3 separate regions of the Mus musculus genome follow, and regions 2 and 3 are each linked to region 1. Evidence: chromatin loops called from intact Hi-C (ENCODE). Cell type or tissue: heart. All regions are shown on one strand.

Region 1 (8,000 bases):
TATGGAGATACTGATATACTTAGTCTAGAATAGTACAAAAACCAATGAGTTCTAAAGTTACAAGGGACTTTGCTGTCCCAGGTCCTTCTTGCAGTGGGCTGGCTTTTGTAGCGTGTTCCCGAATCTGGGTTTCAGACCTTTCATTAAGTGGAGGTACTGTTTCTCTCTGTTGTAGTACTGGAGAGCGTGGCTGGCTGCTCACTTGATGTTACTATCACTAGAACACTCCAGGAAGTCCATGGGAGCTAAGACAACTTTGTATCTCATTTCTTATTCACACGGCCCATCTCTGACTCAAGATGTACACAGTGCAACACTTGTTCCAACCAACACTAAGAAGGAAATCTCCTGCTCACTGGCATTTCACCTTCAAAGCGGCTGGCCAGCTAGCTAGGTGTATGCTCTTTGGATAGCTCAGGCATTCGGAGAGTAGGTCCTATCTGGGTCATTCAAGTGATGGCCTTGAAATGCACCCGTTTCTTCCCTTTACAGGGATGACAAGGAGAATTTGCAAGGCGAAAACTCCCTAAAAAACGGCCCTTTGCTTATGGTCCACTCTCTCGGTCCTTTATGGTTTGTTTTGGTTTGGTTTCCCACGCACCAGAGTGTGTCTTCATCTCTCACCTCGAAGTCCTTTGTCTTAAGGCCTCTGCTACCACAAACAGGTTGAATCCTGTTACCAGTGGTGTTAAGCAACCTACATGTCCTTAACCTGAAAATTCTTCACTACAGTCACACCTTCAACAGTCATGTGAACACAGACTCTTTGGAGTATTTTTCTATCTAATCTCGAGACGTGCCCTGACCCCACGAAATTTACCCTCAAAGGCTAGAGCCCTGGCTAAAACAATTAGGGGTAATTACTGAAAATACACAGTCTGTCATGAATTGAACCTTATCAAATGACCAGTTGGTACATTCTCATTGCCAGTTTTGAGCATCTCTTCTGCTGCCAAGGCATTGGGATCTCTCACTTTGTTCATTTCAAATCTGCTGATCTCCCAGAAGCAGGGCCCATGAAAAACTGAATGACCCTGATGACGCACTCTGTCTCGGATTCTCTCTCTGTCTCTTTGTTTCTTTCTCTTTCTGTCTCTCTGTCTCCCCCCCCCCCACCCCAATCTACTTATCTCCTTCTCCCCCTTACCCACCCTCTATGTTCATGAGTATAAAGAAATGATTGTTTCTGTAGCTTTAGGTCTGAATGCTTGTCACTCCATTTGCAATAATTCAATTTATCCTCTTCAGCTGCACTCCTTGCTTCCTTCAAATCTCCATGCAGGCAAGCTTGGCTAATAAATTTTGATTAATGTAGCCGAATATAGACTCCCACCTCGAGCCCCCTTTCCTTGGTATACTACCATCGGGCTGGTTAAAGAGAGAAGGAAATAAGAATACAGTCAGAGGGAAGGAATGGAGACGGGGTAAAATAGTAATAAAAAATAATTATATAAAAATGCTAAAGATACCACATCTGTCTTTTTGCTTAGCCCACTGAGCTTGGCAGTTCCAGACTTAAGCCATTGTCCATGTTTTAGCAGATATGGAAATGGGAAAGGAGAAGAGGATGTTTATGGGCAATTATTAAATAGTGCAGAAAAAAAACAGAGTCTTTATTACAGTGGTAAGGGAGAGAGGAACGGAGAGAAATTTCTTTCCACAGATTTGCCTTTGTGATCTGGAAGGTGCTGTTCCCCTGCTTACACTCTGTTACCCTGGCAACACACTCCTGTAAAATAAAGATTATTAAAGCGCATATGATTATTTTGCTGCTGAGTGAATAAGACAAGCCGCTTCTGAAATGCCTTATCAGAGAAATTCAATTTTAGACCAAATTGTGTTTTTGCCTCCTTCTGGTTCTCCCTCCCCCCGCCCCCCACTTCAAATAAAACCATCATCCCCGCAGTTACCACGCGACAGTTACCACACGACACTTTGTTACTTATTCACACCCTCGGTATTTCCAGCTTTCTTTTAATTTCAGGAAAGCCTCACCCCCATTTTCATTATTGTCCTCCCCCCGCCCTCAAGCGGACTACCACTGTTTGCAAATCAGAATTGGAAAGTAATGTGGCTAGGCTTTGATTTGATTATTTAGGACTTGTAAAAAATATCGGGTTCTGTACCACACATAAATGCTTATATTATACACCCAATAAGCAATATTTCACTGAAGAACGGCGTAGAAAGTGAAGATGAGGCATGTGGTGGTCCTTTAAAGGTTGCAGATGCAACTGCTCCAGTCACCCACAACAGCCAGGCTTAGTGTCCTGGGCTCAGTGTCCTAGTGACGGCGTCCTAAGGTGTGCAGTTACTGCAAAGACGGGCAGCTTCACAGCTGCAATGGCTGCCCGGTGTACCTTTGTTGTCTGTTACCTCTGTATTTGCTATTCAGTCAGTGATGATGACAGAGAGTTATGAGGAGGGCAGAGATTATTCAACAGACTCCATAGGCTCTTTTAATATTCTCCTGATGAGATAGTAACATCAACTTTGCTAGAGCTGCCATGTGATTTTTTTTTTTCCTAGAAGCTGTACCTTTGAGTCTCTTCAGGGTCCAAGTGTAAGTCAGTAGTGATAGAAAAAAAAATAAGAAAAGGGGAAAAGGAAAGAAAGAGAGGAGGAAGGGAGGGGGAGGAAAGGAAGAGAGAGAGAGAGAGAGAGAGAGAGAGAGAGAGAGAGAGAGAGAGAAATTGGTACCTGTAAGCTTGTATCATTTCCATACAGTATGAAAAAAAAAAAAAAGAAACCATTTAAAAATGTTAAATATAACAATTAAATCAGCATGGAAGGAGAGGTGGGAATGATGGAGTCTGTTCAGAAAAAAAAAAAAAAAAGACTCCAGTTGAGGCTGTACAGAGTAGATCCATAGCCTGTCTGTGAAACCTGCTGAGAGACATGGGTGCACAGAAACAGCACCAGGCGACCTGTATCCTACACGGCCAGGCAGTGGGCAGCTGAGATGGATGTCACTGCCTTCACCAGGACTGTTCATGGGACACGTCCTTACTGCTAGAAGGCACTGGCATGTAACGGGATACTGCCGTGTCTCACCACATACATGCACACACACATCCTTGCAAAAACACGTGCAGCAGCGTCTGGTGTTGATATTCTAGTCCCACGTAATTGCTTTCCTTTATTTTGTTGACATTCATTTTCAAGCCTGACTCAGAACCACCACTAGGAAAGTAAGCAGGTAGGGCCTTGGTTGTCAATTTATTTATTTTTTTTTATTTCACTAACTGCAAATCTGTGCTTGTTTGCAAGAAACTTACGGCATTTGGTACTTAGCAGTGCTAGAAATCCCAAGAACAAGTAGGATGTTGTATCAGTTTCTTTGATGAAGCAAACCATACATCCTATTATTCACTGTATGTGGGTGAGCTACCACCACCAGGAAGCTCACTCCTGGCTGTAATTCACTCCCAGCACTGCCCAGAAGGTGTCACCACAGCCTCATTGGCTTCAAGGATTTGGGGACAAGTGGGGAGTAGGAGGCAAAGGGAGAAAAACAGACACAAAGAAGGGGAAAAAAAGTGTTCACGCAGACAAAGGAAAACAAGACAATGTGCCAGGCAATAAAACTCCCAGAGAAACCCAGACATTCGCCCAACCTAACAGTGTGACTTGCCCAGAGGAGAGTGGCCCTCCGTTTGTTGGTGAAGGCAGGAAGTGGGAGAATGGAGGCAGAGGCTGATCCACGCAGGCATTTTGTGGAGAGTAAACAACACGTGGTGAACACTAAGCCTGGTCCAAGATGCCCATCTAACCTGCTCACCTGGCTTTCACCTGTGGTGGTGGTTCGGTGCTGGACCATACAAAGGGGACCTAACAGCTGCGAAGCCATGCTAGGAAGAGTCAGACGACATAGAACACAGTCTTTTTTTTTTTTTTTTACTGCGGAAGCCACACAAATTAACTCCAAATTACTGCTACAGTCAGACAAGGAGAAGCTTCGAGGCACAGAACTTGTTGCTGTAGTTCATCTTGCTTGAGGTGGTGGCTTCACTCATCTACTAGTTGCTAAAAGCCACCCCGTTTACAGCACGACAGCTTTTAATCTCTGCTCTCTCCCCCAGCAGCCCCCCCCCCACCGTAGTTTAATTAAAAGACAATGAACCTTTTAAAGTAGTCAGACGGAAAATATAAAATTGCCCTGTTCTATCAAAGCTTAAGACATTCTCGTTCTCAGAACATGAGAGGAATTCAAAGTAGCTCACTTGGTGGTTTATTACGCCATGGTCCCTCTGTGCCATTCTTTATCAGGGCTCTTGGAATAGCTATTTGAAACCAGAAAGGCGGGTCAACCTCAGACTGATAAATAGTCAAAATTACAAACAAGCAAGCAAGTAAAAACAGCCGCATGCGATCAACATGGTGTAGTCTCTAGGTCATTGTGTGTGATATTTATTTCTAGAATGTCACTATACATCGAAATTGCCCCTATGTGTTAACTTACAGGAGTCTAAAATAGGTAGCCTTTCTGACTTAATATATTCTCAGTTTAAGAGTACAGGAGCTATAAGAAGATTTAAAAATAGTAAATGTTATTGGATGATAGGTGGGTATGGATACTTAGCCTTCTTCTAACTCCACAGCCTAAATCTATTAATTTTGGCAAAGGGCACCGAGACACATCCGTGTGATTTGAAATGTTTCATGGGAGTCTTTAAGCATGAAGATCCCGTCTAATCTTTCCAGACATTAAGATGCTTCATCCCGAAGACCCCTTCATAGCAAATTGTAAGCTGTTCTGTTTTATGCGCTCTGACAGGATGAAGGGCTGAGCTGGCCCTAGAGGGATAGGAGACGGACAGAGTCTGAGGAGTTCAAACTTGAGATTTCCAATAAAGCACCTCCTACAATTAGAAGACAGCTATGGCAGCGTATTATTAGATAGTTGCAGGGCACGAAGAACTACTTTCTTCTTCTCACCTTAACACGGCCCTAAAATGCCCGCCGGAATCCGGCTTCGGCAGTCCGTCCTCCCAGATGAGCACCCAGGTTCTTACGGTCGGTCACCTACTTGAGTGCTGCACGGCACACCTCATTCCTGTTCTCTGCTACCTTCATCCTTGATTTCTTACAGATTCAAATCTGCTTGGTACTCCTCCCCAGCCATCCTTACCCAGCATCCTTGAGTTCAAGTTTCTCGAATGGGTTAAAGACTTCTACTTTTTCTCTTTCTTTTGGGTCTACCAATCTCCAAAAAGGAAATTCTTACTGAATAAGAATTGTTGTTTTCAGATGTCTATTATGAAAATCCTACTTCCAAAGTGTTAGAGGATGCCAAACCATCAATTAATGTAATGTCAACACTTATTTTCCTGGAATGAGGCTTGTGTTCTATTCTTTGAATCATAAAATAGATTTCCCTTTAGAACATACAATTATAATAGTATATTTTACTTTTTTATGTATTTATTTATTTATTTGGTTTTTTGAGACAGGGTTTCTCTGTATAGCTTTGGCTGTCCTGGAATTCACTTTGTAGACCAGGCTGGCCTCGAACTCAGAAATCTGCCTGTCTCTGCCTCCCGAGTGCTGGGATTAAAGGCGTGTGCCATCACGCCCGGCATATTTTACTTTTTTAAAGTCCCTGAGAACTAGTTCTCGTGGTATCAGAAGGCTCCACACAGGCTTCCAAGCAACTGATAGCCCTACCCTGCTCTATGGCTCCAAACTAAAACAATGACCGCCATGGCACAATTTGCAATAGGGGCACACACAACTTGGTGATAACCAACAGCTGTCAAATTGGACTTAAGATCCTCTCAACATGAAGAAACCCACGCCTGGTACTGGAGACCTAGCCAGCTCCCCAAGGCTGATAAAGTCACTAATCTGCGAGGAGAACCTAAAACCCACCACTTAAATATAGCCACATATATAAGCCATATAAATATATGGCCAAGGATATAACTCAGAGGATATAAATCAGCATAATCAATAACTACATCCTAAATCTCTATCCTTTTATGCATATCTTAGTCTCATCTCTCATCAAAGAAGCATTTCCTTGCAACAGTCAGACATGACTGCAGAAAGTCACAACTACATAAAATGCAGAGAGCAAGTGAGCACGGGCTGCCCAGTCCCAACCCATCCATCTACACCAGCAAAGATGAGAGGAAAGATGGCTCCTGATCAAGATGAACCAGGAAAGATGAGAGAAAAGGTAGTCATGAGCCAGATTACCATAAGTTTGCTGTGAGATTTTACTATTAGGAATACCAGAGAAGATAAACCCAGGAAATCTCATCAGCACGGATACCTAAACAAACTCTGAACAAGGACAACGTCGATAGACACGACCAAGAGAAGGAGAAATCTCATTAGGCCTCAGTCTAGTCAAAGGACTGCAGTTAACTAAGGGATGATGAGAACTGGAGAAACCACAGATCAGTGATCCAACACTGTGTGGCCATCTCTGAAATCATGTACGTACAAGTAACACTATGGGGACTGAGCAGGTTGTATTTGTATATTTAGGGATGTATAGGCATATATATGTATATGTATGTGTATGTATATGATGTATATGTATATATACACATAAACACACATAGAGAGCATGTATTTGAGAGAGAACAAGAGGGGTATAAGGGAATGGTTGGAGCAAGGAAAGACAAGGGGAATGATGTAATTATATTTTAAGTTAAAAAATAATTCAATAAAAAGTTCTCCAAGCTGTATAATTTTAAATATAAGCCTGTGAAAATAACCTTATAGAATTAAAGTAATGAAATGAAAACATGGTAAATAAATGTCAATAAACCATAGAATTTACCAGGGAGAATTCTACCACATTAGGGAATGTTCTTGAAATATATTCTGAAAACTTACACTACAATAAGCAATAGCTGGAGCTCTGAAGTGATAGCAAGACCATTTAGTCTCTTCTATAATTTCTTATTATTCACTACTTTAAATACTGTTAAAATTATACTAGTTTCTTGAATTGGGTAAGAAAATCAAATCAGACGGCCACTGGTAATGGTTACTGTACTCTATAGATTTAGAATCATCTAGGAGACACACTTAGTGTGTCAGTAAGAGGGGTCCCGTGGAGCTCTAACTGAGAATCACCTCCGGATGCAGACAGTACTATCCCAGGGGCTCACATCCTAGACTGCATACAAAGGGAAATGTGAACAGAGCACCATTCTCCAGTTCTCTCGGCTTCCGGCTTCCTGCTTTCGGGCTATGGATGCAGTGTGACCAGCTGCCTCACACTCCTGCTGCCATTCCGTGTGCACCATCACATCCTGTACTCTGAAACCGTGAGCCAAAACAAACTCGTCCTTCGTCCTTCGCTGAGCTGCTTTTATCTGACTGACATTACAGGCATACATGCTTCAGAAACAGAAACACACAACACCGTGCAGGTCTGAGCTGCTACAGGCTGAACTCTAGAGGAAACCAGTAGTTAGGTTCTGGTGTAGTGAGAAAGATTAAATGGATTTCACAGACATGGAGACGTGGTGGGGAGCACTGTAGTTTGATGTTGGGACCTGGGGTAGGCTCCTTAGTTAAAGGATATGGCCAAGGTTGATTGTACCAACGCCTTCATATTACTCTGTGCTGAACACCCAAATGCTAGCCCAAGACCTGCAGTTTTACTGAAGGAAGCCAGACACAGGCCACTGAAAGACTATCATAGCAAGGAACGAACCGCATTCCAAAGATCCCATGAATGGGATACTAACAAAGGTATTCAAAACAATCAACAAACCAACTGTCAGAAAATTAATGCAATCCACACAAAATTGGTTTTATTGAAACCATCTGGCAACGACATTTAGGTCTTGAGGAGTAGATTTTAAAAACTTAAATATGTTAAATGAGTTCATCAAGATATCAGACTAAGATACCAACATCTAAAGTTACCCAGTTCTCTATACCCTACCAATATATCAATAAAATTTAAAAACAAATTAAGTGATAGCATTTGTGATAGCATCAATTAAAAAAAGAAAACACCTGTGAATAAATGT
Region 2 (8,000 bases), 1.3 Mb after region 1:
CCAGAAGAAGAGCTGGGATTCCTTGCTAGAGAATACATCTGTCCCCCATCCAAACTTCACTCAGTGCGTGGCAGGAGAACAGCCTAGACATTCCACCAGCTGCTGTTGGAGGAAAGGAGGGGAGACTCATCCTGCTGGAACCAGCTTCCCCTCCTCTCTGTCTTGGCTGTCAAAAGCAAACACAAACACTCTGGGGTTAAGTCAGCCCAGCTGGAGGGCCAGCCCCGTGCCCAGCCATCTGCACAGCAACTTGCAGACCAGTAGTTCCCTCTGTAAGACAAAAGGCAAAGAGAGGGAACCAGAGAAGGGCCACAGTCTGACTCCAGGGGGTTTTGCTCTCTCCTTCCTTTTGACCTTGTGTCATCCCTGCCCTCTAAGGGGACCAGAACGAAAGAGACAGATGAGGGATTCATGCAACAGAATGTTCTGGAGACCATCAAGCAAGACCCTCACCAGATACTTGAGGAACTAGATAGAACGTTCACTTGGCACCTCTACCTACCCAGGGCCATGAAAGGGTCTGAGTGAGTTCCCTCACCCACAGCGCGGAGCCCCTCCTGGTTTGAATCAACGCTAGACAGTCCTGTCAGAGATTAAAGGAAACAAAGCCAGACTGAGTCCCGATGGCTGTTCTCTGACATCTAAACTATGCGTAAGAGGGGAGCATGGGAGCCCTCTGCCAATTATCCCAATGACAATGTTAAAATGTAAGGTTGGTCCCACTCACTTGAGAACCACTAGTGGGCCACTTTCTTCCACTGGTGAGTGATGAGGGCCAGGAAACCCTAACATGAAAGAGGATTGGGAAAGACCCGTGGAGCCTGATGTATACGCATGTGAATGCAGCACCCTGGTCACATGGCCATCTCCTGCCAGGTAGCTTGGCTCAAGCCCGAGAGAGAGCATGCTTACCACACAAGTTCCTAACCCTCTGTGACCCCTCTCAGCCTGACTCCACCTGGTGTAATCCTTTGATCTTCTTCCGTCGTCGTCCCTACCTCATCCTAGCCAATCTGATTTCAAACTTTAAAAGGTGACAACTTTGAGGGGACAGATTACAGCGATGGACTCCAGCCAACTGAAGCACAGAGCCAAACACCCTCACGCAGGATCAACCCGCAACTCCAAAGGGAAGGAGCTATTTCCAGAACATTTGTTTAATTGATGAATAAAAACGGGTTCTATTTAGTGCTGTTTTGAACGTTGTATTCGTTGTAGAGTAGCCTAATTGAGCTCATTAACACGCATTGTCTCATATAGTTAGTTTTAGGGTGAGAACACATAAAAATCTCTCTTAGCAGGTTTCAAAATATATCACTTTTATTATGAACTATGATTCCCTTCTTGAACAGTAGATCTGAACTCATTTTTCTATCTAATTGAAATCTTGCTTTGGCCAATATCTCCCCAATACCCTGCAAACACTGTCCTATTTTAAGAATTTCTTTCTTCCTTCCTTTCTTCTCCTCTCCCCCTCCTTCTAGATTTTACATAGGAATAAGATCACATGTTATTTAGTTTTCTGTGCCTGACTGATTTCCCATGGCTGAATATGCTCCAGATTCAACTATTATGTCCCAGATTACACGACTTCCTTCTTTTTTAGGGGTATATAATATTCCACTGTATATCACCGCAGCATCCGTGATAGACAGGCAGGTGGATTCTGGGCCTCAGCTCTTGGGGACAAGGTTGAATGAGCGTGGAATAGCAGATGACACTTGGATGTACCCATTTCACTTCCTCTGGATGTAAGCCATCAACCATGTCTGGTCAAGCAGTAGCAGTTCCATTTTCAATTTTTCAAGGACCCTCCACACTGGTTTCCTCCATGACTGAATGCACTTCACCTCCTACCAACAGCTCCCAGATAACAATTCTTTGTTTTCTTTCCATCTCTGGGGTTCTTTCTCTGTAAAAACAAAACAGAAATCAGCATTCAGAGAGAGAGGGAGAGAGAGGGAGAGACAGAGAGACAGAGAGACAGAGAGACAGAGAGACAGAGAGACAGACAGACAGACAGACAGAGAGAGAGAGAGAGAGAGAGAGACCATCTAAATCACTTTTCCAGATGAGGCAGGAGGACATGCTACATACGGCAGATGTTCTAGTGGGCAGTGCCAGTCATCTCCCCATCACCCCACCCCACCTCCTTCTCCTCACTTCCATACCCGCAAACACGGCCGGCTATGTTTCTGTTTCGTAGGACAAGCTACATAAACACACATAAATACGGTTAGATTTGAAACATAAGATCTGTAACAGCCTCTGACACCGAGAACACACTTGATAAATAATGAAGCAGTGTCTTCCTCCAAGATGGTGGGAATTTACCATCGGGAAGGGAGGCAGAGCCCCCTCTACCCTGACACACACAGAGTTCAAGACACCACGAAAAGAATACCACCCAGGGTCTCCATCCATTTGTCTCATGTGCCGGCTCAACCCAACCCACCTTCATCTTCCTCTGAACTAAGACAAAGGGGTCTAATGTGTTCCGGGCAGTGTCACAAAGCACATCAGGAGTGAATGGGGTTTATAAGATTAGATACTTTCTCTCCAGGCAGTGGGTCAAATCAGAACCTTCGCTCAGCCAGCCCAGTGCATAATCTCCTTTGATCACTTTCAATCAGACTAAGTGTCTGCAATCTGTACAATGGCCACTAATTTAGTGGAAACAAATAATTTGGAGAGCCTGATTATCAAAAGATGAGACAGAACGCAAGGTCCAGACTGGATAAGCATGCTGGAAGTTTGCTCTTGCCTCATTTTTTTTTCAAAGCTGCCATGACCCATACAGCATTACTGCATTAGGGACTTAGAGTTGGTCTGCTAAGCTTAAAAATAAAAAGAAGAAAGAAAGAAAAGAAAAAAATGGATATTGGATATTGTCACACACACACACCCTCATGAGTTCCTCATTTAAATAAGGAACAGGGTACAATGCATCAGTTAAATCGCAAGCCTTTGTCACTGACACACGCAGCCATCCACTGCCTGGACAACTTAACATGAAAGGGTTTCATTGTGTGAAAACCAGAGCCTCTTTATATATATATATAAGATAATGTATAAAATTCTAGTTATACAACTGGCCGGCATCACAAAGCTCTGTGGGTCCTGGAAGCCTCTCTCTCTCCCCCACCATGGATAATAAGGCATGGGGTTTTGCTTGCTTTGATTAATTTCAGAATATTGCACTGAACCTGCATAATCCCTAAGACAGCAGAGTAGAGGAGAAAAAGTGATGGGCAATGATAAAAAAAAAAAATGAAATGATCAGGCAAAGGCTGTGTTCTATCCGTGCTGTACAACACACAGGTATGCACATGTGCACACACACATGCGCACACACATATACACATACACACATATATGCATACATACACATGCACACATAAACATATATACACACACACATGCATGCGCTAGAGCGTGCACACATACACACACACACACACACACCATCACCACCACCATTACAAAACTGATTTCAGCAAGTACTAACCACAATAATGGTCAACATACAAAATGGTCTTTGACTCTAGGACTTAAATGATATGCACGAGGCTGCAGCAAGCTTAAACAAAACCTCTGAGGTGTCGCCAGGGCTGTGATCAGATATATAACATCACTGGGAAATGCACACCGCCTTTTTTTTTCCTCAAATCACAGCAGCCATTATTTATACAAGTACTGAATATGGAAAAGGCTCTGACAACTTTACAGTGGTGTTTGGATGGATGAAGATGCGGGATGATGGATGAGGGAGACAGAGGATTCCCTTATTAAAGCATCAAATTCGCCTCTAAATATCAAACAGACATCTTAGCCCCAAACGCGTACTGCTTCCTACTCAAAATCATATAGACCGAACACATGAACGGCCTTTCTTTGATAGAAAAAAAAGGCAGGGTGTTCGCCTAATGAGTAGTGTTAATTTTGGACTAGGCCATTAAGTACCTTTTTTTTCTGCATAATGTGAACTCAGAGTCCATGCCTATCAAACAAGAATAAACGTGACAATTTGCAAATATAAATGAATGTTGGCAGAAACGGGACAGATCCCCACCCTGCCATTCTGTTCTAAAATTTTAGTAAATAATTTCAGCAGATAGCATCTTCCAGCTATATTTTTGGTGTCTTTCTTGACAGGAAAGCTGCTATGAAGGGATGAAAACTCACCATTTACTCTGTGATTTTTTTTTTTCTTTAATACTGTGCTCGGATTAAAAATATAGACTCATACATACAATGTTGGTAGCACTGCAGCGCCCACTAGTGGACATTCTGGAACCACGGAGGCTCCTGTCTCCAGCGTACATTCAACAAACCAAGTGTGTTCATCGTAAAAGTGTAAAATCAAAAACGAACAAAAGAACATAAGATAAAATGAGCCTGATTTACGAAGTGTGGCAACTTGATTCTTATTGTTTCCATATGATGATGAGGCTGGTACTTTTTTCCACAAACCTCAACTCTACCTTGGCTCTTCCTGTAAGATTAACAGTAGGCAGAGAAACATGGGCCTGATATTCATGAAGTGTCTGTGTCTAAGGAATCTTGCCTAAGAGTTCAACTAGAACACGAGAGGGTCCGGAAGCAAACAAACAACAAAACCAAATGCCTGTTTGTAAAAGAAGCCAGTTCTACCCTAGTCACTGCATGGGCTAGATCTCGCCTATCTCTGCCTCCCAAAGCAATGACACCACTGGGAAGTGGTCTTTTGGTATCAGCATGGTCTAACATGTAACCCAAGAGTAATGTGATTATAACTTACCAGGAAACAATATTTACATGTTGCTAGTGTTTCCGGTTCCTTTCCTTACAATGAAAAACAAGTTTCCTTTGGTCTTTTAATGTTTCTAAGTACAGTGATGATTAAAGCCCATATCTCTCTCTCTCTCTCTCTCTCTCTCTCTCTCTCTCTCTCTCTCTCTCTCACACACACACACACACACACACACACACACACACACAGAGAGAGAGAGAGAGAGAGAGAGAGAGAGACAAAGACAGAGACAGAGACAGAGACAGAGAAATATTTTTCACACATAAGCCTAGAGATTTTTCTTTAGTTTCATGTCTAAGAATTTGTATATTTTTAAGGAGCTTATTTTAGAAAAAAAATGCTAACACATTTCTAAAACTTCATTCACAAAGCTGTAAAGGAACAAAGCATTCTTAATTCGTGTTAACGAAGACATCTTATTTAGCAGGTGTGTGTTGAAAGGAAACAACGCAAGCCAGGAAATCAAGACTAAACTAGTTTTAAAATCCAGAGGGTTTGCCCAATGCAAATTAGGAGTTGTGTTTTAACACCTGAGAACTAGTGATATCATATCAGCCAATTGTGGAGGTCTGAGTCTTTGCTTTCTCTGAGAAAGAAAGAAAGAAAGAAAGAAAGAAAGAAAGAGAGAGAGAGAGGGAGGGAGGGAGGGAGGGAGGGAGGGAGGGAGGGAGGAAGGAAGGAAGGAAGGAAGGAAGGAAGGAAGGAAGGAAGGAAGAAAAAAAGAAAGAAAGAAAGAAAGAAAGAAAGAAAGAAAGAAAGAAAGAAAGAAAGAAAGAGAGAAAGAGAGAGAGGGAGGGAGGGAGGGAGGGAGGGAGGGAGGGAGGGAGGGAGGAAGGAAGGAAGGAAGGAAGGAAGGAAGGAAGGAAGGAAGGAAGGAAGAAAGAAAAGCTTCCTGAGCAGGTGGAAGTGAGGACTCTTTGGATACCAGTGAGCCTGACTGGTGACCCTGACCAGAGAGTTGCTTCCAGGCTCTTTCCTGAAATATGCCACTGTCCCTAACTCTGAAGCCATCAGAAGCCCAAACCTGGGCACCTCCTCTTTGTTGTGTCTTGACACAGACACATCCTTCTTGATTCACAGTTGAGCAGTCGAACCTTTGTATGGGTTGTTTTGGAAAGAAAGAAGGTTAGTAAAAAGAAGGAGGAGGAGGAGGACGATGTTGGTGGTGGCGGCAGCGGCAAAGGAACTGGGAAGCAGTTTCTGCCATGACAGCATTGCCCACATCTCTGAACCCATTCCCAACATTGGTTTGAGCTCCTCAAAGACACAAACAGGCAGTAAATGAGCGAAGGCAAGAGGTAACTACCTAGAGCCTGGACTGCAGGTCAGATGGCAGAGCCCCTCCTTATCCTGTGGGAAGCCCTGGGTGGGATCAGCAGCGTTGCCTAAAAGCAGGTGTGGCAGCCAGCTCTGTGATCCCAGCACCAAGGAGATGGAGTCAGAAGGACCTGGAGTTCAAGGTAAACTCTGGCTACATAATGAGTTCCAGGCTACCTAGGATACTCACGACTGTGGATGGGGTGAGGGGGGAGAGAGGGGGGGAGAGAGAGAGAGGGAGAGAGAGAGAGTCCTAGATCCATGAAGATGCCCAGCTGGGTGGGTTTCATCGACTATGGCCCCATGTTGAATTTTCTAGGTTCAAATCCCACCTGTACTGCTTACTAAAATTGGGAAAGCTGCTTAACCTGCTCCTATTTGCCTCATTTATTAAGAAAGGGATCTCATGTGGTTGTAAAAAAATCAAATGTTGCCCTGGCACCAAGCAGCAAATAGCAAAGAAAGAAAGAAAGAAAGAAAGAAAGAAAGAAAGAAAGAAAGAAAGAAAGAAAGAAAGAAAGAAAGAGGGAGGGAGGGAGGGAGGGAGGGAAGGAGAGAGAGAGAAGAGAGAAAGAGAGGAAGAAAAAGAAAGAAAAGAGGCTGGGGGCCAGTTCAGTGAATAAAGTGTTTGTACGCAAGACAGAGTCCAGATCGCCAGAAGCTATGAGAACTGTACACAGGAGTGACTGCATCCTGACCCAAGACTCAGAAGGCAGAGACAAAGGATTCCTGGGCAAGCGAGATAGCTGGGTGAGCCAGAACTGGCGGGGTGGACCCCACCTCAGCAAAACAAAATGGAAAGGGAGTGAGGGGACATCTAGTGTCAACTCAGGCCAGCAAGCGCACACCCATTGCAGTGTTCACAAGGACAAAAAAGTAGCCAGCCCACGCATGGAACACAAGCAAAGCAATGGAAAAAATATATTTCTTTCTGATACATTTTGAAACAGGGCCCACTCATGGAAACACATACACACACCACACACACAAACAAAATAGGATTCAAAATTAAAATGCTTTGACCTTAAAAACAAAACTTACTTCTCTCTTTTCTCCATATCGTGAGCGTGAAGCTGTTTCCCTCCTGTACAATTAGAGATGTTTTGGAGATACCAAAAGAATTATTTTCCCCATTTTTCTACCCACGGAGGACTCCATGGTTTAGCCATCTTCTGTTTTGAAGCCCTCTGTCAAGATTTTATTGTGTTGAGAGCTGGCGGGATGGCTCCGGAGGTGAAAGCACTGGACAGCAGACCCGAAGACCTGAATCTGAGCCCCAGGACCCCACGTGGTGGCCAGGTAAAAGCCTGACACATCTGGAGAGACAGCTCAGCAGTTAAGAGCACTGGTTGTTCATCCAGAGGACCTAGGTTCAATTCCCAGCAGCCACATGGCAGCACACAAGCAAGCATCTGTAACTCCAAGATGTGACACCCTCACACGGACATACACGCAGGCAAAACACCAACACCCATAAGATGAAAATAAACACACTTAAAAGCCTGGCACAACTCCACGACTCTGAAACCTCAGCATAGCATCGAGGAGTGGCAATCCCAGGAACTCTCTGGCCATGCAGGCCAGTCTACATGGTGGGCTCTCTGCTCAGTGGGGAGAACCTGCCTCTCACTGTGGAACCAGCAAGACAGCTTCAGCAGGTTCCTGCACACGAGCCTAAGGACCTGAGTTTGACCCCCAGTATCCATGGAGGGAAGAGAGAACTAGCTCCCAAAAGCTGTCCTCTGACCTCCACAAGCAGCCTGCAGCACATGCACACGCAGTCACAATCATAAAATAGTTTGTTTTATTTTAAGTGGACGGTATTAGTCTCTTCTCCTTCTCCTTCTCCTTCTCCTTCTCCTTCTCCTTCTCCTTCTCCTTCTCCTTCTCC
Region 3 (8,000 bases), 490 kb after region 1:
CAATCTGGGGGTGCAGGAACAGCAAGAGTCTGTGGCTCTCGCTGGGTTATGCACCACCACCACACACTGGCTTCCCTGTTGGTGACCCGGTACCAGAAGTCTGCACCGCATCAAAAGCCGAAGGCGGGCGCGAGGAGGAGACAGAACTAACCTCATCACAACTCAACAAAGTGAACAACTACAGGACAGACACCCTTGGTTGGACAACGTGCGCTTTAGGGAGTCTCAGGAGCACATAACTTGGGGAATGATGCCTGCCGGCTACAGCCTAAAGAAAAGGAAGCCCTGAGAAGAGCGGGCGGGGGTGTGGTGGTGTGGGAGTCTAAGGAGCAGAGCTGTGAGCGTGCTCCACCAGGGCTGGCCTGGGGAGAGAATGCCCACAGTGGCACGTGCATTGTTGACAGGCAGGCATGTGCTAATGGAGGGGTAGGTGGCTGAGCAATCCCCCCCATGCTTGCATTTCTTGCAGGCATGGTTTGTTTAATGATGAGGGAATTGAATGCCTCGCACACACACACACTTTTTTCTTTTGCTGAGAAATGTAAAAAAGGAACCTATATCATATATATGTTCAGAAAAAAGTATGCATTTTTCCTTGAGAAATACCTAGTGCCATAATATTTCTGATTTAAGGGGCGAGGGAAATCTTTGAAGTGAAGGAAATCAGTGGGGGACGAACTAGCTCTTCCTGATTTTTTTTTTTTTTTTTTGTACTTCTCAAAGCCAGTAATGGGATTTAAAATGAGAGATTTCCAGTCTTCGTCCTCCCTGCCATTCCATTTCACTGTTTTTCGCCTCAGAAAACCTCCGAGGTAACCGACTACACGTCTAAGGGGGTGGATTAAAGTAAAACAAGGTTTGGGGAACACATCAACTTTTTGTTTTCTCAAATGAAGTTGGAAAAAATTTTTCTAAGGACAATTTAAGCAACAAAGGACATTGAACAGATATGCTTTCTAAAGAAAAATAAATCCGATTCGTTTGTTTCTCCTTCTTAAGACTAGAGAGAAAGGTGAATCTGATCTTGGAGCGTGCGTAAGGCACGAAATCTGGGGCCCGCCTTTGGATGGGGAAAATGGGCAGAGGCAAGGCACCCCGCGAGGTCCCTGGAGAGGTCCAGGGCGCAACAGGCTTAGAGCACCAGGGATTTGACTCCAGCTAGCCACATTCTCCTTTGGGCGGCCTTCAGGCTCGGCATAGGGCAGGGAACTGACCCCCTGTGTGCTTCGGGCGCGCCCTTAAAACCACAGCCGCTTGCCAGTTAGATTGTAGAGCTCAGTGGGTAGTAGTGACATTCGACGTCAGTTTCTCGTGGCCAGAATAGGACGCACCGATTTTTGTATCTGCCTTACTATTCCCCCCACCTGGGGGCTGGACTTTGTAAAGACCAGTCACCTCCCTAAATCCCTCCATTCTGCTCTCCCAAACCATAACCTCCAAGAATCCCGACATTTCCCCAAGATGCAGATTCCGGTTCTCCGAGCTAGTGCGCGCATCCCTAGTATCTAGCACGCCTGATATTTCGGGGCCCTTTTCTTCCCTCTGGCTTGGGATGCCGAGAGGAAGCCAGGAGGCTCTGGCTCCTGAAGACACCAATTGAACCGCTTAGGCCAGTGAATAGCCGCAGCCAAGAAACCCAAGTGCCTCTTGCAGGTGCGCGCCTGGCACGTTCCTGGGGCCCCTCGGCTGGGAGGGGAAATAGGCTAGCCCCGGCGGAGCCAGCCTGTCACCGTTCTTCTGCGGGAACCTAAAAAAACCATTACGCCCAGCCCGGGCCCCAGCTGCCCAGCTGGAAAGCAGAGGGCGCGGCCGCAGGCACACCCCCTGGCCCGGACAACGTTCAGGCCCAGCCCTTCCTCCCCATGGCTGCGATTCCCTAGCTGGGGCTGCCTGTTCTGTAGATTTTTTTTTTTTTTTCCTCCGCCTTTGCAGCCTGTCGAGCTTCCCAGACACTGCTAGGCCACCAACGTCCCACCCCCGCCCCTCTGGGAACAGAGGTGGGGCTGCCCAGGAAGAGGTCCCTGAACGCCAGCTGCAGAAGAACACTGGAGAGTCCCAAGTCCCAGGCTTCCCCTCCCAGCCTAGGTGTTTGGGAAGAAGCCGGGTTCTGTAGCCTTCGCGACCTCAGGGCCGAGCGGAGAATGGAGGACCTACTGGGGCGCACCGCAGACCCTCCTAACCAAAGGAGGTGGGAGTGGGTGTTTGGTTTAGCTGAAGGCCAACTTCAGGGGTGCCAGTGTCTTGCGTGCATCTCCCTCCCTCGCGCGTTTTGTCTGGGAGGGGGGAAATGAGAAAGAAAAGAAAGCGGTGGATTTGCGCCGACCCTCCTCCCGAAGTCTGGGAACGCTGCTGCAGGAAGAACCGCTCATAAAGACACTTTAGCCCCCGACACTTGAATGCTAAAGGTTAGACTTACAGTCTTCAGGGAAGGGCTTCCTGCCAACTAGGATAGCGGCGCACGCTGCCACAGGCCGTGGACCACACCATCCGTGGCCCCTCCAGGTGCGGTCAATGCGATAGGCTCCGGGTGTTTGTTTACTTCAGCGACCAGAACCGAGGTGCCGGCTCTTCCCTGCCCCCCAGCTCCAGGGAACCTCTTTTCCCGGCCTCCGCAGTTATTTGCCGGTAGCTGTCTGCGCCTACCTCATTTTGTTCTTGGTATCTGTCCCCTGCCCTTTGGGCTCCTACCAGGAGGCCCGAGATTCACAGCAGGACTCACCTTTGGGTGAGACCGTGCCTAGCCCTTTTCTTTTCTGTTTCCGGGCAGGCGGTGAACCCTAGCACAGGTGAAAGAAACAGGGGTCTACAGGAAGACAGGGCCTGCAAGGGAGTGCCAGGTGGGGCAGTTTTTAGGTGGGGGAAACTTATTAAATAGCCATGGAGAATCTATCCCAGAGATCCTAGGACCAGGGGCATCTCTTCCTCCCTTCCAACCCAATGATGCTGAAATTTGGAAGTTTAACCTTAGGAGCCAAGCAAGTGTCTATTTTCTCTATTCCTCCAGTCTGCTGCGTTTGCTGAGTACCTACTATGTGAAGTTCCCTTCCATCCCCTGTACCTGTAATTGTATTCATTTGCAATTGGAAAATGCTCTGAGTTCCATTTTCTATTCAAGAGGATGATTGCACTCAGAGAGGCTGTTACTCAAAGGCCACACAGCTTTAAAGTTGCTCAGCTTGTACTGGAAACCCACTTCTGTGGGGCTTTACACCAGCTGCCTCTTGTCAAAGCAAGACAAGCAAGGTGCCCGTCGTCGGTGGAAGAGGAAAGCTAGCAGTGCCATTTAAGGCAGAAAGACAAAACAAGCATTAGTTTCCCATGGTTCCAGGGCTGACATTCGAGGATAGGAGACAGTCACAGGCCGGCAAGGAAGATGCTCTCTGTGACAGAAGCCATAAGGAAATGCAGCAATGGCAACTCAGCCAGGATGTCTGCAAGGGTACAACCCTGATGCAATGCCCCAGACGGGCTAGCCTGAGCTGCTCCCACCTCAGGAGCAAAAGCTTCTACAGGGCCTTCTTGTTTTGCCTTTGCAAATTGTCTTAGTCTACTTGAAGCTGGGACAAGACCCTTACTTCTACACGTCATCAAGACGAACAGGAAAGGACAATCAGATGACCAACCAACCACTCATGAAAAAAATATTAGAAAATCCAGTAAGCTGAGAATTAGGTGACAGGAACACTCAAATGACAGGCAGGCTTCTTGGGCGCATGAGAGTGTGGGCTTTGCAGACCCTAGGGGAGAAAAGGGTGTGTGTGTGTGTATGTGTGTGTGTGTGTATGTGTATGTGTGTTGTGCAAGCTGCCAGCTCCTGCCTCATAGATTCCAACTAGGTCTTAGCCGCCCTTCTGCAAGGTTCTCCAGCGTTAGACCACCACACACTGGCCTCCCTTCACTGTGATTAGCTGGTTGGCTCTGACTGAAGGTTTCCCAAGTGTGGGTGTATGCCACTGGGCAGGACTGGCTGGCCTGGCCCACATGGAGGGCTGCTGAAAGGCTTGTTAAGGAAGCACTTCTGACTAGGCAATCCAATTACATAATGCTGCAAAAATAACTCAGGCCTAGGAGTTGTGTCAGAGTGACATATGTTGTTACCAGAGGAAGGGATCAAATATCTATCTTTTAACCCCCAAGGGGCTAAAAGTACATGCGTGCGTGTTAGTTCATCACTCCTCACTCGTGAGAGGAGCTAACGGGGTGAGGGTAGAGAAATGGCATCTACAAACATCTTGCCCCACCCCCACCCCCATTCCCCTGATGCAACTAAAGCCCACTTTCTGGTCACCTCCTAAGTCTAACAACAGACACACTGGATGCCCCAATTCATCTTGAAGTACAGTGCGTCCTGCTCCAAATGCGCCAGAGATGGTTGGAGAAATCAAATGGGGAGAGAAAAGGCAAGGGAAGAGGTCTTGTGTCTCCGGTGGGGGAGCAGTCTCTTCTTGTATCTACTTGGTAGATACACCCTGCTGCTCTTTTAGGACTACTGAGGCCTCCCTGTTTGTCTGGCACCATCCAGGTTACACTCAGGAACCCTCTCCAGCCCAGAAGACAGACACAGCTGATGGGCCTATTTCTCATGGGCCTTGGCCAAATTCCCACAAGGAGAGAAAACAAGATGTACTGTTCTGATCCAAAATTAATACGCACTGGAATGGCCTAAAAGAGAATTTCACCAGACATACAGAGAGAGGCCTTACTTCCAGGAATGTGAGCCCACACATCACAGCCAAGGTGAGAGCTGTCTGGATAAAACAACTTTTTTTCTTCTTTATTTGTTTTTTTTTTTTTTTTTTTTTTTTTTTTTGAGACAAGGTCTCTCTACATAGCCTTGGCCTCTCCCAGGCTGGCCTGGAACTCACAGAGATCCACCTGCTTCCGCATCCAGAGTGATGGGATTAAAGGCCCACTCCACCACTCCTGTCAGATCAAGTTTTCAGATGTGTCCTTTGAATTTGAACATGCCCTAAATTCTTACCATGCCTTGCTGGGGGAACCCATTTATATTTCTTAAAGAGCTGTGCTTGCAAAGCCGTGTTTTGTCTCAAGAAAGCCCATTAAGCAACCTAAGTTGTCCTTGAATTCCCAGTCTCCCTGTCTCAGCCCCATGTGTGCTGGGATTACAGTGGGTGCCACTGAGCCCAGTAGCAACTGCCTTTTGACTGTCTGTGTGGCTTCCGTCCCTCACTGTGACACTGAAGTCACACACTGAGCTGTATTAGATTCTTGAACATTTTGAATCCTCCAGTTTGTAATGACAACATCTGAGTTTCATTCCGAATTGCCCTTTCCAATCCAGCCCTAACCTAGACCCCTCTGACCTGTCTAAGCACTAAGACAAGCTTAGCTTGCAGTTCATTTCTCCCCCCACCCCCCCACCCCAACCCCGTCCCTCAAAATCAAACTGACTCTAAACTCCTTGGGCTAATTACAAAGAAGCAAATCCCGTTCAATCTTGGAGCCTGTTCCTTGGGCTCTAAGAACACAATCTACCTAGGCTCAGAGAGGGAAAACCTGCTCATTGAGGATAAAGCAGAGCCGAAAGGGTGAAGCCATCGCCACTGCCTCCCCCAGCAGGCTGCCTTTATGGAGTCTATTTCCAGTCTGTTTACCTGGCAAGGACCACGTGACCAGCCCAGAAGGAAATGCTGACATCATTGTCTCTCGCTCTCTCCCTCTCTCTCCTCTCCTCTCCTCTTCTTCCTCTTCCTCTCTTCCTCTCTCTCTCTCTCTCTCTCTCTCTCTCTCTCTCTCTCTCTCTCTCTCTCTCCCCCTCCCTCCCTCCCTCCCTCTCTCTCCCTCCCTCCCTCACACGTGTGCGGCTCGCCTCTCAGCCAGCATTCCCGTATCCCTCCTCCCATCCATGGCCTGAGCGCCCCTCCCCCAACACTCATATATCTCTCCCACTTATTTCTGCCTTTCTCACGCCACGCGCTCGCCTTTGTTTTCCCTTTTCAGAGGCTGTCTCGGAGAATATCCTGCACACACACACACACACACACACACACACACACACACACACACACGCTGGCTTTTTTTCCTTTTCCTTCTCCATCCAGCCCTTCCTCTTTCAATATCACTCAGATCTGTGGCCATTGAGTGTTCAGTGCGTTTTTAAAATGCACTTCCTCTTTAGCTATATCTTTGCAATTTCTAAATTAAAAGGATGGTGGTGGTGGAGGGGGACAACAAACCTTTTAGACAGCCCAGAGAACCTTTCAGGCCAGGGCAGGATGCGGGGCCAGAGTCGGGGAGCAAAGCTACACCGTCCAGCCATTCAATTTCCTGGTCCAGTGGCCTTCAAGATTTAGGGGTCGGGGGTTTGGTCAGACGTGGCCTTTTTATTTATTTATGATCAGGCTTTTCCTGGCTACAGTCCTATATTTTTATCATAGCTGCTGGCCACGGGTGTCCTTCCTTCCCCTACATCCAGTCTGTGCATGCCAACGGAGCAAGGCAAATGGACCCTGGATTTTTTTTTTTTTTTTTTTTTTTTTTGCTAGTCCTTGATCAGTGAGGGTGTGAAGAGGCGGCTTCTTCCAGCCAGGAACTTCACAAGCTGGAAAACCCGGACGACGGCACAGCGGCTTGCAGTAGCCAATGCAGGTGCCTCCTGCCTGTTCAAAGGGCTATTTATAAGTAGGACTGTGTGGCACGGCTGTGGGGTCCAGCTGTTCTGGAGACGCTTCTTGGTGCACATGGGCGCAGCGCCAAAGCATGCAGCGTGGAGGAAATGTTTAATAAAGACGTGGGAGCCTCCGTCTGTTTATTTATTCTCACCAAAAAGGTGGACAGAGGGTGTCCCTGGAAATAGCTTTGAAAGCAGACAGCAAGGTATCCAGGCCCAGCCAGGGCAGTAAAGGAAAACTCCCTGGCCAAAGAGGGAGGCAGGCTTGGCTCCTCCCCCCTCCCCTACCCCAGATGGTTATCTGGGCTTGTCTACCTTGTACTGTGGGGGTGGGAGGGGGAGGGGGAGAGGGGGAGGGGGAGAGAGAGAGAGAGAGAGAGAGAGAGAGAGAGAGAGAGAGAGATGGAAAGGTCACACCAGAGAGAGACTATTAAGAAATCATTAGTTAGGTGTGAACTTCTCATTCGTAACACTTGCAAAGGTGGGACTCTGCTGGGAGAGCCTAGTAATGGAGGACGGGTGTGTTTACTGCTGCTTCATTCTGTGGAAAGTCTCACATAGAACATTCCTGAAGGATGATCGCAGATGAGACCTTGAACTGTGGTATAGTGGTCGTCCATGTTTGGCTGTGTCTCTGATTCCTGCAAAGATAACTAACTGCCAGTACTGTGTAGCCAGCCAGGGAGAGTTGGGACCTTGTAAGGTTGCCTTCTCAGAAACCTGTTTGCTCAAGCTGGTGGAAGGGATTGGCAGTCATAGATATACCTCCTACAGACTCATCAGGACCTAAGTCTTCCTTGAACATGCCAGGGATCTAGAACTTTCTGTGGGCTTTACATATTTGCTATGACGTCTAACTTTAAACTTCCAAATGTTATAGGCTACATACTTGTCTTTGTCTAATAGACAACCAGCCCCTGTTGACTGAATGAATTCAGGGGTTCTGGTCCCAAATAAAAATGGGGTTAGAGGGTCTTCTCGGTGTTATCTGTGGTCTTTCGATTTCCTACTCTGGACCCTCAGAGGTGGGTTTTGAGGTGTTTGTGAAAGTGAACCCCACCATATCCAATTCTCATCTATCTTTTCAAAAAGGTAGAATACAGTCATAGCTACCCACAGTGGTACAGAGGATGAGAGGATGAGAGGGATGAGAGGGAGGATGCAGAACAGGAGGAGGAAAGGGATGGTATTAGATGTTGTTTTTTCTTACTATGGCACCTCTCAACTTTGGAATGGTCTAGGGATCACTGCTGGAGTTCACTTCCTCTCGTAAGCCCTGGTCCCCAGCCTCCCGTCCCCCTTTTCAAATTTAGCTCATAATGTAGGGGATGGACTCATTCATACAGCCAGGCCTAGCCCGGCTTTCACT

What was found. A loop is a pair of places that touch in the nucleus more often than their neighbours do. Peaks named below come from ENCODE experiments on the same cell type or tissue, not always from the same donor. Only the 100,000 strongest peaks of a DNase experiment are listed, where the experiment ranks them.
Region 2: it touches region 1 in a loop (8-fold over the local background); 9 of 42 quality-filtered maps call a loop at or near these places.
Region 3: it touches region 1 in a loop (2.4-fold over the local background); 3 of 42 quality-filtered maps call a loop at or near these places.

Annotation. Positions count from the first base shown.
Region 1 is chr8:109,181,534-109,189,533 of GRCm38, reverse strand. All of the region lies in intron 5 of D030068K23Rik (RIKEN cDNA D030068K23 gene), which reads right to left. The region is part of intron 1 of 4922502B01Rik (RIKEN cDNA 4922502B01 gene); the gene reads left to right. Among named protein-coding and RNA genes, the nearest start is that of 4922502B01Rik, 64 kb to the left of the region's middle. In heart, a CTCF peak has its summit at 3,453 (motif pointing right); no DNase peak of the experiment used is centred here; H3K4me3 peaks cover 665 bases; H3K27ac peaks cover 689 bases; H3K27me3 peaks cover 272 bases.
Region 2 is chr8:107,878,317-107,886,316 of GRCm38, reverse strand. No RefSeq gene overlaps it. Among named protein-coding and RNA genes, the nearest start is that of Gm39242, 48 kb to the right of the region's middle. In heart, a CTCF peak has its summit at 4,283 (motif pointing left); no DNase peak of the experiment used is centred here; H3K27ac peaks cover 152 bases.
Region 3 is chr8:108,690,030-108,698,029 of GRCm38, reverse strand. It overlaps Gm42043 (a long non-coding RNA gene), which reads left to right and starts at 4,420. Exons shown (of 3, transcript XR_879166.2): 1 at 4,420-4,737. It also overlaps a transcript of Zfhx3 not described here. In heart, no CTCF peak of the experiment used is centred here; DNase peaks (open chromatin) are centred at 1,789, 3,969, 5,939, 6,619 and 4 weaker places; H3K4me3 peaks cover 3,958 bases; H3K27ac peaks cover 2,510 bases; H3K27me3 peaks cover 3,000 bases.